2 separate regions of the Homo sapiens genome follow, and region 2 is linked to region 1. A link is an interaction called in ENCODE POLR2A ChIA-PET data of the cell type or tissue named here. Cell type or tissue: OCI-LY7. All regions are shown on one strand.

Region 1 (8,000 bases):
ACTGAAAACCCACAACTGATGCAAAACATGTTGTCTGCCCCCTACATGAGAAGCATGATGCAGTCACTAAGCCAGAATCCTGACCTTGCTGCACAGGTGAGTTTGTAATTGTATTGAAAAAGACTGTGCAGTGTGAATTAAAATAACCTAATCTTGTAATTGTGATTTTGGCACATTTGTGTTGTGTATGATATCTTAATACACTAGAAAAATAAGTAAACTGTGTCTCCAATTTTTTAGACCGTGTGTTTCTTTGCAGTAAATTAATACTTCATATGTAATTAAAACAACTTTATCTCTGCCATTCATTGACTAGAAAGAAGTGCAGGTTTAGTTTGTTTCTACATATGTTGAGTTAGGAGACAAGTACAGAGTTCTGGAATGCCCACTCTTTTGAAGATAAACTACTTAATGAAATGTAAATCTTGAAAGCAATTAAGAGCAATGTTAATACATTTGAAATACTTTTATTTAGTAGATCACTCAGATTATAATAGTCATGCTCAGAATGGCAGTTGTAAAATAGCATTTATTAAAGACGGGAATTTGTCAGAACAATGTTCTCCTTCTTTCAACTATTGATTCCCCTGCTGAAAATCGTATACAGGTCCCTTATTAATGTATTCCTTTTTCTAATTTGTTTCTAAAGAGACCACAGCTAAGAAAATTGGGGATCTTAATGCTGGCTGAACACTCAGGATCACTTGGGAAGCTTTATAGACAGTACCGATGGTTGGGGCCTCATCCTTAGAGATTTTGAGATAATTGCGTCCGATAACCCTTTCTCCCTCAAGTTGCCTAGGTACTATCTAGGTTCCATACCACAGGGCTTGAAAAACCACGGAGAATGTGAAATAAACCTTGATAATCTGTAGTTTATATTTGCTGTTCGTTAAAAATGGCTTCTGTAGTGTGTCAGGAATTTGGAAGACTTTATAGTTAATCTCATCCCTTAAATTTTAAAAGCTTTAAGTCAAATGAATGGTTTTTATTTTCTAAATTCTAAAACTATATTGATTCAGGTATCTTTGTGTATAATTCTCAGTAATAACTTATGCCCTCACCAAATTTGTGGAATTGGAAATAACAAATTTTAAGAAGAATTTTTGTGTCTGTGATTCTGTATATTGGAGGTACATTTTATGGAAGATTGATTTATGCATATGAAACTTATCAGACTGAGTTGTTAGTATTAAATGCTTCAATTTACCATAATAAGCCATTTTAAGTGTGTATTTGGCTAATACTGAATGTGCATCTTGCTTTTAAAATTTGACTTTAACAAGCACATGCGTAGCAATTTTGTAATAATCTTACTTTAGTAAAGTGACTTGAGCACTCACATACTATTTTTTTACTCTAAAACAAAATGTTGCTAGTACTAGATTGGCATGTCTTTTATTACAGATAATTTAGAAACTTTTACAATGTTCTTGTTATCTGCAGATTAAAATTTGTGGTTTTTCTATTCTTTTGATTTTTAAATATTTAAAAAGACTCTTGAGTGTAAAAACTTGTGGTATAAGCACTCAGGTAAGTTATAAGAAGTATCTAATAAGATGATTATCTGTGAAAGGATACGTTTAAGATGACATGCTTTTTTAAGATGAAATGAAGTGAATTCCAAAAGATATGTGTGATAACCTCGTTAATATGTTGATGATAAGTATTTGGAACCAATAAAGAAGCAGGTTTGTTGACCTTAAGCCTGTATGAGTTTACTTACTGTGAACTTACTGGTCACTTTGAAATAAATACTGTATGTTCCTGAAAGGTTGTCTGACATCTGCTTTTGTTATTGTATTGAAATTAACTAAAAGATCACTTTGCAAGAATTGGGGCGAATTTTCTCTACCAGCATTTACATTGCTCTTAAATACGGTTAACTTCTTGAGGGCAAGGATCATTTCCTCCCCAGACTTTGGATAGATAAATAGGCTATCAGTAAATCCTTGTTAGTTGACTTTTTACTCCGCCTGGGGAAAATGATATAAAATGTGTCTTTTGAAGCTACAAGAATTTATTAGCTCTGGTTATGCTCCTTGTGTATTTTAATCTTATTTTCAGGTATATGACATCATACTAATAATGATCCTGATTTTTAAATTCTTAACGTTTATTTGAAGTTTAGGAGATGCCACTTTTCTCATCTCTGGTAGTAGTGAGGTGAAATCCAGATGCTAATCTTGGTGTTCTCAAATGGATTTACATCTTTTAGGTCTTAAATCATTTTAATACTTTTCCCAGAGGACTGTTGGTGCTAGGCCTGACTGATTTTCACCTAGCAGCTCCATTTCTCTGGCAAGTTGGTTGCTGTTTTGCGGTGTTATTTTTTTGGACCTAATATTAGCTGTTTTGTAGTAGGCAGGTAGATGTAGTGGTCCTTTTCAGATCTAGATTTTCTCTGTGCCTGCCACTTGTGTGTTGAGGTTTCTAAGCAAGCCATGTTACATAGTTCATGTATTGATGTTTATGTTTATTCTGCCAGTGTAGTAGAAAATATATCTTCATGAATGCCAGTTACTCCCATTTTTCTTTCAATGGCATATATTCACGTTTGTTCAAGGAAAAGCCTAAGAAAATGATTGCTTTTATTTTTTAGGATATTGCATGTCATTATCATAACCACCATTCTCATTGAGAGAGAATATGCCTCATTTTTTTGTTTTTGTTCTTCTGGAGATCCCTCTTGTGGACAGTATCTTCCCTTTTCCTTTTTTTATTTATGTTCTACCTTCCTCCCTTTTAAGTGCCAGCTGAGGCACTTGGGGGAAGATAGAATAAAACAAGGTACATTACTTGTTTCAGATATTTCCAGTTAAAATTGTTTGAACACTTGCCCCATAGATGATGCTGAATAATCCCCTATTTGCTGGAAATCCTCAGCTTCAAGAACAAATGAGACAACAGCTCCCAACTTTCCTCCAACAAGTGAGTAAGACAAGATGTTAGCTATCTTGGGTAATGATTTGCTTGAAAAAATTTGATGATAAACATTTTTCCTTGCTCTTCTCTGGCTGATAGCAAAACATAGAATAGAGACCAATAATGCTGTCAATTCGTAGAGAATTCAGCTTGATCTTCACTGAGTCCCATTTCACTGCTGACCTTTTGCTTATGTTTCTTAAACATACATTCTGAGGAAAGAACATTTTGTTTTTGCTTTTGAGGACCTAGGATTTTGAATGCTTTGTTAATACCATAAACCATTTCCTTTCATTGTACTAACTTTGAAGTGCTTCCTTGTGTCATGTTACGCTTTATGGTTTAACTAATTTTGAGTAACAGGAAAGAGCTACCCTATTCTATTTTATAGGTTTTCTTCCAAATTAGTAGAAGGCTTTTTTTCCCCAAGGGGTAGATCTCATTTCCTCAAACTCGGGATTAGTAAGATTAAAATAGTCAGTGTTGTCATATAAGGAAGTAAGGAAGGTTATAGTATAAACGAGTACTTGAGATTGCCATGGTATTTTATTATTTAAAACGACAAAAGAGAAGTCAGTCTTGGTGTTTTGAAACTGGTAGTTCTAGGGCCTCATGTATTATGCAAATGACTCTCAGACCTGTAAACCATTTTCCAAGGTTGGTGTCCTTGATCTATTGTAATGATGTAAGCCTATCTTTGGTTAGTCAGGTGGTGTATATTTGGAAGTAGTAAAGCTAAACTCAGGATACATGTATTAACGTCAAATTTGGAACTGTTGTTTTAGAGTGTACCTTACTGGTAAAATTGTTATATTAGTAACAGATAACACTTGGTTAGGTGGAATATGTGGCTTTTTACCATATCCACGTCGTAAGAATTGTGCCTTTGGAGGTTGTGTCTTAGAAGTAATACTTTATCTTCTGTTGGAGAAGGGGAATAGTTGTGGCTTCCAAAGTAGCTCCTGATTTTCTTCCATTATGGAAATGGCTTTCATGATGGACTTAGGAGGAGGTCAAGTAATAATTTGCACACTAGGTTTGCTGTCAAAGAGGAGATACTTGCGTTTATTTTGGGAAAGAAATTATGGATTACCAGTGTCCAGGAGTAAGGTTTTAGATTTTCTCCAGAAGCATAACAGAGAAAAGATTTAAAAATTTACGTTCACTGATTTTAATTCCTTTGTAACCACTAGTTTTCTTTCTTCCTTAGATGCAGAATCCTGATACACTATCAGCAATGTCAAACCCTAGAGCAATGCAGGCCTTGTTACAGATTCAGCAGGGTTTACAGACATTAGCAACGGAAGCCCCGGGCCTCATCCCAGGGTAGGCTTATTTGGGGAAGATAATGAAAGTGTATAATGGTTACTTTCTCTGAGAATTTCAGATTTAGTATTATTCTGCCTGCCTTTTTTTTTTTTTTTTTTTTTTTGGTGGGATACAGGGTCTCGCCCTTCGCCTAGGCTATGAGTGTGGGGGCGCAGTTGTGGCTCACTGCAGCCTCGACCTCTCGGGCTCAAGGGATTCTCTCACCTCAGCCTCCCAAGTAGCTGGGACTACAGGTGTGCACCACCACACCTAGCTAATTTATATATATAATTTGTTGTTGTTACTGTTTTTAGAGATGGAGCTTTGCCATGTTATCCAGGCTGGTCTCAAACTTCTGGGCTCAAGAGATTTGGCCTCCCAAAGTGGGATCAGAGACATGAGCCATAGCACCTGGTTCTCCCCCACCGTTTTTATTTATTTATTTACTTATTTATTTATTAAGAGATCGGTTTTTGCTCTTTTACCCTGGCTGAACTTGAACTTCTAAGCTCAGGTGATCCTCCCACCTCAGCCTCCCCAGTAGTTGGGACACAGTGCCTGGCTATGATTGTTTTTAAGTCAGGGTTTTCAAAGTTAAAAATGATTATTATTATTTTTTAAATTCCTTTTAGAGATAGTCTCACTCCATCGAGCAGACTGGAGTGCAGTGGCGCGATCTCAGCTCACTTCAGCCTCTACCTCCTGGGCTAAAGCAATCCTCTTACCTCAGCCTGCCAAGTAACTGATACTACAGGTGTGCACCAGCACACCCAGCTAATTTTGTTTTTATTTTTTGTAGAGATGAAGTCTCAACAATGTTGCCTAAGCTGATCTCAAATTCCTGGGCTGCTGGGATCATCGGTCTCCCAGAATGAGCCACTGCACCAGGCCAAAAGGGCTTATTTTAAGAAGATGGCTTAGCTTATATTAAAATGTAACTGATTTACGGACTGGCTTCTGGTTTTGCAGGACCTTAGGATATTTCCTATTTGTGCTTTCTGTAGGTTTACTCCTGGCTTGGGGGCATTAGGAAGCACTGGAGGCTCTTCGGGAACTAATGGATCTAACGCCACACCTAGTGAAAACACAAGTCCCACAGCAGGAACCACTGAACCTGGACATCAGCAGTTTATTCAGCAGATGCTGCAGGCTCTTGCTGGAGTAAATCCTCAGGTATCAGTTCTTTTCCATTCAAGTTTTGTATTCCTTAATGTTGGAAATTTAGAAATTTCCAAAAAGAAGGAAAAAGGGAGAAAAAAGGAAAGCAGTAGTTCTTAGGTGTTTAGATTAATGAAAAATACAGTCTTAAGGATATTGAGTAAGAAAACAGGCATTACAAAAATTGTTGACTTTGGTGCTGAGACACTAAAGGAAACGTTGTTACGGTTGTAGAGAAGACATGCTACAACCTAAAGTCTTATTTTTTAGAAATTGCCTTTAAAAATGCATTTTTTTTGTTCCTATTTGAAAATCATTTGAAATAGATTTTGCTTTAAAAAAGTTCTTAGGGAGGAATGGAAACTTGATTATCCCAAGTACCTCCAGGGCAGCTGTATTCTAGTCTGTCTTTTGACTGGAAAAAAGTCCTAACTACCTTAACTCCACCCATGACACCACCTCCTGCGGTAGCTTGTGTTACATATATATATATCTCGTAAATATGGCTAAAGAATATGGACCCCCTAATAATGTGGTTGCATCTACAAACATACATTGGTTTTACTAATAATGTGCCATTATATAAAGATGATCGCCAGTTTAAACCTGTTTTATTAGGTTGTCCCCAAACTTCTTAATGTCTCAAGGTCTGTTAGGTGCTTTCTGTTTTCTTTTCTGGGTTTCTTTTTTCTTTCCCTTTCTCCTTTCCCCTTTCCTTTTCCTCCTTCCTCTTCCCCTTTCCCTTTTCCCTTTCCTCTTCCCCTTCCCCCTTTCCCCTTTTTCCTCTTTCCCCTCTTTGCCTTTCCCTTTTTTTTTTTTCTTTCCCTTTCCCTTTTGACAAAGTGCCCAGGCTGGATGCAATCACAGCTCACTGCGACCTGCACCTCCTGGGCTGCAGCAATCCTCCCACCTTAGCCTCTGGAGTAGCTGGGATTACAGGCGCAGACCACCACACCTGGCTAATTTTTGTATTTTTTGTAGAGCTGGGGTTTCAACCGTGTTGCCCAGGTTGGTCTCAAACTCCTGAGCTCAAGCGATCTCACCCGCCTTGGCCTCCCAAAGTGCTGGGATTACAGGCGTGAGCCTGGCCTGCTTTCTGTTTTCAAGCCTTACTAAATATAATAAATAGGGTAGGGTTCTGTCTCATACATATCTGTATTCCTGATAAGCTAGCGTAGCATAGTTTCTGGCTCTTGGTAGGTACTCAGTAAATATTCATGGAATAAATAAGAAAGAAGGATTTGGAGTATTAGAATTAATTGTGACATAAGTTAACTTACAAGCCTCCAAATTATCAGGTAGGCCTAGGATTGATTGGTCATTTATATGGAGATTTTTTTTTTTAACTTCATTTCTGAAGAAAAGATTTGATGCTGCTGAAATGTCAGAATTAAGAGTATAATTTTGGGCCTGAAACTGAAGCTCTTTTCTAAGAATTGACTGTCCAGTGCAAAAATTAAACTCACATTCATTCGAAGAATCATTGAAGCTTTAGAATTTTATACATGAGGATACCAGCTTTTATAGTTACTCAATTGGTCAGTAGCTACACAAATCATCTAATTCTGAACTATCTGTGTGTGTGTGTGTGTGTGTGTGTGTGTGTGTGTGTGTGTATATGTATATGTATATACACACACACATACAGGTTTTTCTGCATGTACGTGATCCTCTAAAATAATGGTTGATGTTTATTAAGCTTTTCTCCCCCTCCCCTAAAGTAGAGTCGTGATCTATTTGACATGATTATTTAGGTACAAACTAGACTATTTAAAATAAACTGCTAATGGACTTTTAAATATGTTGGATAAGTTTCAAGAGGTGGGCAGTGTTTTTAAAGCTCAGTAGATCAGCATATGTTATAAAAAAGCAATTAAAAAATTTTAAAAGTCATGTGTGGCAGGGACTGGCTTCCTTTAGAGTTGGATTAATTTTTTTTTTCTTTAATAGCTACAGAATCCAGAAGTCAGATTTCAGCAACAACTGGAACAACTCAGTGCAATGGGATTTTTGAACCGTGAAGCAAACTTGCAAGCTCTAATAGCAACAGGAGGTGATATCAATGCAGCTATTGAAAGGTTACTGGGCTCCCAGCCATCATAGCAGCATTTCTGTATCTTGAAAAAATGTAATTTATTTTTGATAACGGCTCTTAAACTTTAAAATACCTGCTTTATTTCATTTTGACTCTTGGAATTCTGTGCTGTTATAAACAAACCCAATATGATGCATTTTAAGGTGGAGTACAGTAAGATGTGTGGGTTTTTCTGTATTTTTCTTTTCTGGAACAGTGGGAATTAAGGCTACTGCATGCATCACTTCTGCATTTATTGTAATTTTTTAAAAACATCACCTTTTATAGTTGGGTGACCAGATTTTGTCCTGCATCTGTCCAGTTTATTTGCTTTTTAAACATTAGCCTATGGTAGTAATTTATGTAGAATAAAAGCATTAAAAAGAAGCAAATCATTTGCACTCTATAATTTGTGGTACAGTATTGCTTATTGTGACTTTGGCATGCATTTTTGCAAACAATGCTGTAAGATTTATACTACTGATAATTTTGTTTTATTTGTATACAATATAGAGTATGCACATTTGGGACTGCA
Region 2 (8,000 bases), 230 kb before region 1:
TAGCCTGACTTTGGTTTTAGAAATATAAAGATAATACCCAGGAAATTAATTTATAAATCATATCATGGTTATTTTTCCATACTTTTCCTTCCTGTTGTTTGCCAAGGTATTAGGAAATGCAATATTGTTAGGAGTTGGATGGTAAATACATAATTTAAACTTTAAAATGTATTAAATTATCCTCTTACACCTCGTGAGTGATTTGCTTTTTAACTTTGCTTACATCTTTCAAATTTTCTATCTTAGCTTTCCTATTATATTAACATGGATATGTCTACAGTATAACATAGTATGCCTCTACATATTAAACTCCCTGGCTGTGGCTTCTCCCATCACCCCAAATAGTTAATATCATTTAAAGCCTTTAGCTTCCTATCAGGGAATAACTAATGCCCCGAGAAATAATCTGATCCAGCACACATCAGATTTTGATTTTTACGTTGTTTGATTTTTGTTTTCTTTTTTAACCCTTCTAATTGTATTTTGTTGTTGTTTGTTGTTGTTGTTTTGTTTGTTTTGAGACAGGATCTCATTCTGTTGCTCAGGCTGGTGTGCACTGGCACAATCACAGCTCACTGCAGCCTCGACCTCCCAGGCTCAAGTGATCCTCCCGCCTCAGCCTCATGAGTAGCTGTGACCACAGGTGCATGCCACCGTGCCCGGCTAATTTTCTGATTTTTTTGTGGAGACAGGGTCTCACTGTGTTGCTCAAGCTGGTCTCGAACTCCTGGGCTCAGTGATCCTACCACCTCAGCTTCCCAAAGTGCTGAGATTGATTACAGGTATGAGCCACCATGCCTGGCCCTAATTGTATAATAATTTAAAAACATAAAACTAAAGTATATACAAAACAATGCATATTAATCAGTGATTTATCACAGAGAGAACAGCTGGGTAACCACCACCAGGTCAAGAAATTGCTAACTGCCAGCGCCTCAAAATTTTTAGTGCCTCCTTACAATTATTATTCCTCCCTCTTCCTCAGAGAGCCACTCTCTTGACTTACATGGTAATCATTTCTTTGCTTTTCTTATGGTTTTACTATCTAAATATGTATCCTTCAACACTACAGTTTAGTTTTTGGAATTTTTATTAATTTATTCAGTATAGCTTATTCAGTATCTGGCTGCTTTTGTTGAACATTGTTATGATTCATCCACTTTTTAATCATAATATTTTTTCTGTAAATTCTAATATTTTATCTGTAATGTGTGACTGTGGTTTGTTTAGTTTTATAGCTACATAGGATTTTATTGTATGACTATACCACAATTTATTTTCTGTTCTACTGTTTGATGGACATTTGTGGCTTTCTGTGAAATTTTCTCGTGAATTTTCAGTGTCTCTCGGTGCACATGCACATATATTTCTTTCAGATTTGTGCCTAAGAGTTGAATTGCTAGGCCATAGGGTAGATATATCTTTAACTTTTGTAGGTGATACCAGATTGTTTTCCACTTTATACTCCCACCCAGCATTCTCACTATTCCATGTGAGCATTCTCACTGTTCCATGTGCTTCTCAACATTTGTTATTAATTTTTAAATCTTAGCCAATCTGGTAGGCATGTAGTATTTTATTGTGGCTTTAGTTTGCATTTCCCTGATGACTAGTGAGGTTGAGCATTTTTTTCATATGTTTTTGGCTATTTGGATATCCTCCTTTGTGAAGTACTCATTCAAGTCTCTTGTTTGTTTTTCTATTGAGTTACCTGTCTTCTAGATTAATTTGTAGAAGTTTGTTGTATATTCTGGGTGTGAGCGCTTTGTCACTTACATGATTGCAAATAATTTTTCTGTGGCTTGCTTTTTACTCTCAGTGGTATCTTTGATGAAGAGTTCTTATTGTAATCAAATTCATCAATCTTTTCCTTTATGGTTAATGGTATTTGTTCTCTATTTAATAAGTTTTTCCTTTCCCCAGTTGTTTCCTCTGAGGATACTTTCTATATTATCTTCCAGAAGCTTTATTGTTTTGCCTTCCACATTTAGCTGTATAGTCCTCCAGGAATTGATTTCTGTGTATGGAGTAAAGTAAAGATCAAATTTCATTTTTTAAACATATAGATATTCATTTGTTCTAGCATCATTTATTGGAAACCATCTTCTCACAACTGTTTTGAGTGCTATCTTTATCATAAATCAAGGTCCATTTGTGCATGAATCTCTTGTCTATTTCTTGGCCTTCTATTCTGTTGGTTGATTTGTATCTCCTTGAGCCAAGATCACATTTCTTATTTATTGTAGGTTTATAATAAGTCTAGATATTTTGTAGAGCAAGGCCTTCTGCTTTTCTTCTTCCCTCCCCACTCCCCAGATGTCTTGGTTGTTCCATATAAATTTTATTTTAATTTTTAAATTTTTAAAATAATTACTTTATTGAGATATAATTCACATACTATAGAATGCAGCCCTTCAAATATACAATTCAATGATTTTTTTATGTATTTACAGAATTGTTTAACCATCACACCATCTAATTTTAGAATATTTTTATCAACCCAAAATGAAAATGAAAATATTGTATCCACTAGCAGTCACTCCTCATTTTCCTCCTTTCCTCAGCCCCTGGCAAAAACCACTTTACTTTCTACTTCTATGGATTTGCCTATTCTAAACATTTCATACAACTGGAATCATACAGTAAGTGGCCTTTGTGTGTGACTTCTTTCACTTAGTATGCTATTTTCATTTATTTATTTTTCGTGATCAAATAATTTTGTATGTTTCTGGGATACAGTGTAATGTTTTGATGTATGTATACATTATAGAAAGATTCAATCAAGTTGGTTAACATTAATTAACATTAAATTACATTTATATATGTTTAGAATTAATGAACATATTTTGATTGAGTCTCCTAATCCATAAGCATGGTATTGTTCTCCATTTACTTAGATTTCCTTTATTTTTTCTCAGTAATGGCCTACATTTTTTTGTGCAGAAATATTGCAAATAATTTATAGATTTCTTTTTAGGTACTTGATTTTTTTTCTGTCACTATAAATGGAATCTTTAAAAAATTTTATTTTTCAAATTCCCTAATTGTTGGTATGTGGAACTGTACTAATTTTTAGATATTAATACATTATATATCCAGCAACCTGACTAAACTCAGTTTTTGATAAGGAGTGTCTACAGTTACCATCAAGTGGGGAGCCTTCAAAATTCCCAAGATAAATGGAAAAGATCCAAACTTTTTGGAAGTAATTTCTTTTTTTTGTTGTTTTTGAGACGGAGTCTCACTGTGTCACCCAAGATAAGAGCGCAGTGGCACAATCTCCGCTCACTGCAACCTCTGCCTCCCGGGCTCAAGCGATTCTCCTGCCTCAGTCTCCTGTATAGCTGGGATTACAGGCACCCGCTGCCATGCCTGGCTATAAACTTGTGTGTGTTTTGTTTTTTTTTTTTTTTTTTTTTTTTGAGACAGAGTCTCACTCTGTCATCCAGGCTGGAGTGCAATGGCATGATCTCGGCTCACTGTAACCTCTGCCTCCTAGGTTCAAGTGCTTCTCCTGCCTCCACCTCCCTAGTAGCTGGGACTACAGGCATGCACAACCATGCCTGGCTAATTTTTTTTGTATTTTTAGTAGAGACAGGGTTTCAACATGTCAGTCAATCACTCCTGACCTCAAATGATCTACCTGCCTTGGCCTCCCAAAGTACTGGGATTACAGGCGTTAGCCACCGTGCCCGGTCTATACTTGCTTTTTAATTCTAATATTTTATCTGTAAATTCTTTTGGATTTTCATTTATAATTATGTCATCTGCAAATAGTAACAGTTTCATTTCTTCCTTTATAATCCTTTCACCTTCTGTATCTTTTTCTTCTATATCTTCTATATTGTATACTTTAAATAGTTGGATTCTATAGTATGTGAATTTTGTCTCAATAAAGTTATTATAAAAATACCTTCTTGTATTTGCTGGGATCTCCAATGCAGTGTTGAATACAAGTGGTGATAGAAAGCATCCTTGTCTTGTTTCCAATCATAGAGGAAAAGCTTTCAAAATTTCACTCTGAAGTTATTATATTTTCTATAGGTATTTTTAATTTACCCTTTCCCAAACTAAGGAAATAACTGAGAATTTTTATTATGAATGGATATTGATTTTTATCAAATGATTTTTCTTTATCATATGATTTTTCTTCCTTATTCTGCTAATATGGTGAGTTACACTGATTGACCTGATTTTTTTTTTTTTTTTTTCGAGGCAGAGTCTCACTGTGTCACCCAGGCTGGAGTGCAGTGGTGTGATCTCGGCTCACTGCAAGCTCTGCCTCCTGGGTTCATGCCATTCTCCTGCCTCAGCCTCCCAAGTAGCTGGGACTACAGGCGCCCGCCGCCATGCCTGGCTAATTTTTTTTTTTTTTTTTGCATTTTTAGTGGAGACGGGGTTTCACTGTGTTAGCCAGGATGGTCTTGGTCTCGATCTCCTGACCTTATGATCTGCCCACCTCAGCCTCCCAAAGTGCTGGGATTACAGGTGTGAGCCACAGTGCCCGGCCGATTGATCTGATTTTTAACCAATCTTTTATTCCTGGAATAAACCCTTTTTGTTGTTGATGTTGTGATGTACTGTTGTATTGGGGGTTCCCCAAAACCACCCTCAGATTGGATGATGTACTATGAGAACTCAATATATATTCATTCTCCTGGCTAGGATTTATTACAGTGAAAGGATGCAGAGCAAGATCAGCAAAGGAAAAAGACACATGGAACAAAGTCTGGAGGAAACCAGGCACAAGCTTCCAAGACTTGTCTCTCAGCAGAGTCACAGAGGATGTGCTTAATCCCCCAGCAATGAGTTGTGACAACACCTATAAAATGTTATCTGGCGGGGAAACTAAGTAGACTCAGTGCCTATGGGTTATATTGAGGATGCGTGGGTCATGAAGGCACCCTTTGCCTAGCATGAACCAAAGTCCCAGACTACAAGGAAAGCAGGTGTACAGCATAAACCACATTGATAGTGCAAACAGTTGAGCACAGTGAGTCAGTATAATCAGAGTGTTTAAGAAACACTCCCAAAATCCAAGTTCTCAGACATCTGACAACCTCATAGCAGGTCTTCTAAAAGATAGCAGTCAGGTCTGCTATGTTAACTCTTCTGCACAATTGACCTAGATTTGGTTTGCTAGTGTGATGTTTATATTTGTCAGTAAGTTTGTCCTATATTTTTCTTTCTCATAGTATTCTTGTCAGATATTGTAACAAGTTATGCTGGCCTCATAATATAGATTATTTAATTCCCCCTATACCTGGAAAGGTGTGTGAAAATTGGTATTATTTCTTTCTTAAATGTTTGGTTGAATTAGCCTGTTAAGCATTTGGGACTGGAAATTTTCTTTGGGGGTATGTTTTATGAATTAAATCATATTAGTATTTTCTTTTCCTCCAGTTTTGATAAGGTTTATTTTTCTAGGAATTTGACCATTGTATATAATTTTCAAATGTATTGGCATAAGTTTGTTTATGATAGTCTTTTATTCATTAATATCTTTATTAATGAATAAAGGGGACTGTGTAGTCACATGTCCCCTTTTTCATTCCTGATTATTTGTGCCTTCTCTCACTTTTTTTTCTTGCAGTTTCACTAGCTAGTAAAATTACCAATTCATTAGTCTCTTCAAAGAGACAATTTTTGACTTTGTTAATCCTCACTAGTGTATGTTTGTTCATTATTTCATTAGTTTGTTCACTATTTCACTAATTTCTGCCCTTTATTATTTAATTCCTTCTACTTTTGGGGTAACCTCCTGCTATCTTTTTAACATCTTTAGATGAATATTTAGTATATTGATTTTTAGCTTCTCTTCTTTGTGAGTGCAAGTCAAGATAAGCTTACATATTTCTAAGCTTATCTTGACTTGCACTCCACATTGAGCTCAAAATGTTTCCTAATTTTCATTGTGACTTTTTTTTTGACTTGTGAATAACATAGTTATTTTATTTACAGGACATGGGGGATTTATTTTTCTTTAATCAATTTTTATTGCATTGTGATCAGATAACATACTATCTCTGATTTCAGTCCTTTGAATGTATTGAAACTTGCTTTTTGGCTCAGAATAAGGCAAATGTTTGTAAATGTTACAGAGGTACTTGAGAAGAATATGCATTCTGCAGTCATTGGGCACTGTTAATCCTATTATTCAAATCTACATTTTTTACTCACCTTTGAAGTCTTTTTGTTATATCAGTAATTTATAAAGTGATGTTAAAATCTCCCACTATGACAGACCTCAACTCTGTCACCCAGGCTGGGGCACAGTGGCACGATCATGAGTCACTGTAGCCTCGACCTCCTGGGCTCAAGCAGTCCTCCCACTTCAGCCTCCTGAGTAGCTGGGACCACAGGTGCACACCACAATGCCCTGCTAATTCTTGTATTTTTTGTAGAGAAGGGGTTCTTCACCATGTTGTCCAGGCTGCTCTCAAACTCTTGGGCTCAAGTGATCTACTGGCCTTGGCTTCCCAGCGTGCTGGGATTACAGGTGTGAGCCACTGTGCCCAGCCCTACTATAATTTTGGATTTGTCTTATTTCTCCCTGAAGTGCTGATAGTTTTTGCACTACAAATATTGAAGCTGTGTTATTAAGTGGACACAAATGTAGAATTGTTATACCATCCTGGTGAATTGCTCTTTTAATCATTTTTACCTCTTCTTATCTAATGAGTTTTGCCTTAAAGCTTACCTTGACATTACTATAGCTACACCAGCTTTCTTTTGATTAATATTTACATGGTATCTCTTTTTCTATCTTATTTTTAATCTTTCTGTGTCTATTTTAGATATGTTTCTTGTAAGCAGCATATGGTTAGATAATCTTAAAATCCTTTCTGATAGTCTTTATCTTTTAATTTCATTATTCATTCATTAATTTAACATAATTACTGTTTTGGTAAAAATCCACCATTGTGCCTTTTATTTATCCTTCCTCCTCTGTGTTCCTTTTTCCCTCTTTTGGATCATTGGTTATTTTTTCTTTTTCTGTTGTTTTCTCCACTAACTTAGAAGTTATAGTTTTACTCTTTTTTTAGTGGTTATCCTAGAGAGTATACCATGCACCCTAATATTAATTGGTACTTTTATCCTTTTCCCAGGCAATGTAAGAACTCCATTGAATCCTTTGATGTTGTATATTTTAATTATCTGAATACGTGATTTTTAAGTAAGGTTGCATTTTTATTGCTCAGCATTTATACAATGAAAATGTAAGGTTTTTTTTCCTATTTCAACATTGTAGTACATGTGAAGTATTAAGATGAATGACTGTTTCTTATTTACATAAATTTGTGCTTGTAAAACAAAGATTGACATTAGAGCTTTCTAGATTTGATACACTTCAAAAATTTTCTTTAGAGGATACACAAAAAATACTAAACCACATATACACAAACACACACACACATTCCTGATACACAATTTGTTCTGCCTTTGATTTCCAAGTTCTCCTTCCTCTCAGGACTATCAGTTGGCTATCTTCTATCTGTCTGCTTTTGGCTTCCTTTTTCACTAAGGCTTTCACTTCCCTGCACTTGTTACCTCCTTCTGCCTCCTTTGCTGCAAACTCTGCTGCCTACAATTCTTTCTCCACTTTTTGAACTTTCTTGTTTCTTTTTACTTCTTGGATTTCACTCAGAAAGTCCATACTTTAATAAAGATAGCTAATCAAAGTGCTTCAGGTTGGCAAAGCATCCAGTCACAGTGGATGGCGTGTTATCTTTGAGTATTTGACTTTTGACTTTTTTGGCTGTGTTTGTTGCTCCTTACTATTAAAAAGGTTTTACCACTCAGAACAATGTTAGTTACTTGTGAACACCAGAGAGCTAGTCTCTGGATAAATGAGAATTGACTGTATTATTAAAGTAGTTATGATTTTGGTCAATGTAAAATTCATTTTTAATCATAATCTAAATGTACTGAAGTGCTCTATATTAAAAATTTTCATCTCTCTTCTACAAAGAATGAAAAAATAATAGAACAACAACTTC

The links. ChIA-PET counts read pairs that join two places held together with the same protein. Peaks named below come from ENCODE experiments on the same cell type or tissue, not always from the same donor. Only the 100,000 strongest peaks of a DNase experiment are listed, where the experiment ranks them.
Region 2: POLR2A ChIA-PET joins it to region 1 with 7 read pairs; 2 of 35 experiments call an interaction of 5 or more read pairs at or near these places.

What each region holds. Positions count from the first base shown.
Region 1 is chr9:83,661,281-83,669,280 of GRCh38, reverse strand. UBQLN1 (ubiquilin 1) reads left to right here. Exons shown (of 11, transcript NM_013438.5): 7 at 1-96; 8 at 2,848-2,931; 9 at 4,136-4,251; 10 at 5,238-5,406; 11 at 7,342-8,000. The coding sequence ends at 7,494. Among named protein-coding and RNA genes, the nearest start is that of IDNK, 42 kb to the right of the region's middle. In OCI-LY7, a CTCF peak has its summit at 2,659 (motif pointing left); no DNase peak of the experiment used is centred here; H3K27ac peaks cover 1,186 bases.
Region 2 is chr9:83,891,474-83,899,473 of GRCh38, reverse strand. KIF27 (kinesin family member 27) reads left to right here. Exons shown (of 18, transcript NM_017576.4): 6 at 7,973-8,000. Among named protein-coding and RNA genes, the nearest start is that of KIF27, 26 kb to the left of the region's middle. In OCI-LY7, no CTCF peak of the experiment used is centred here; no DNase peak of the experiment used is centred here.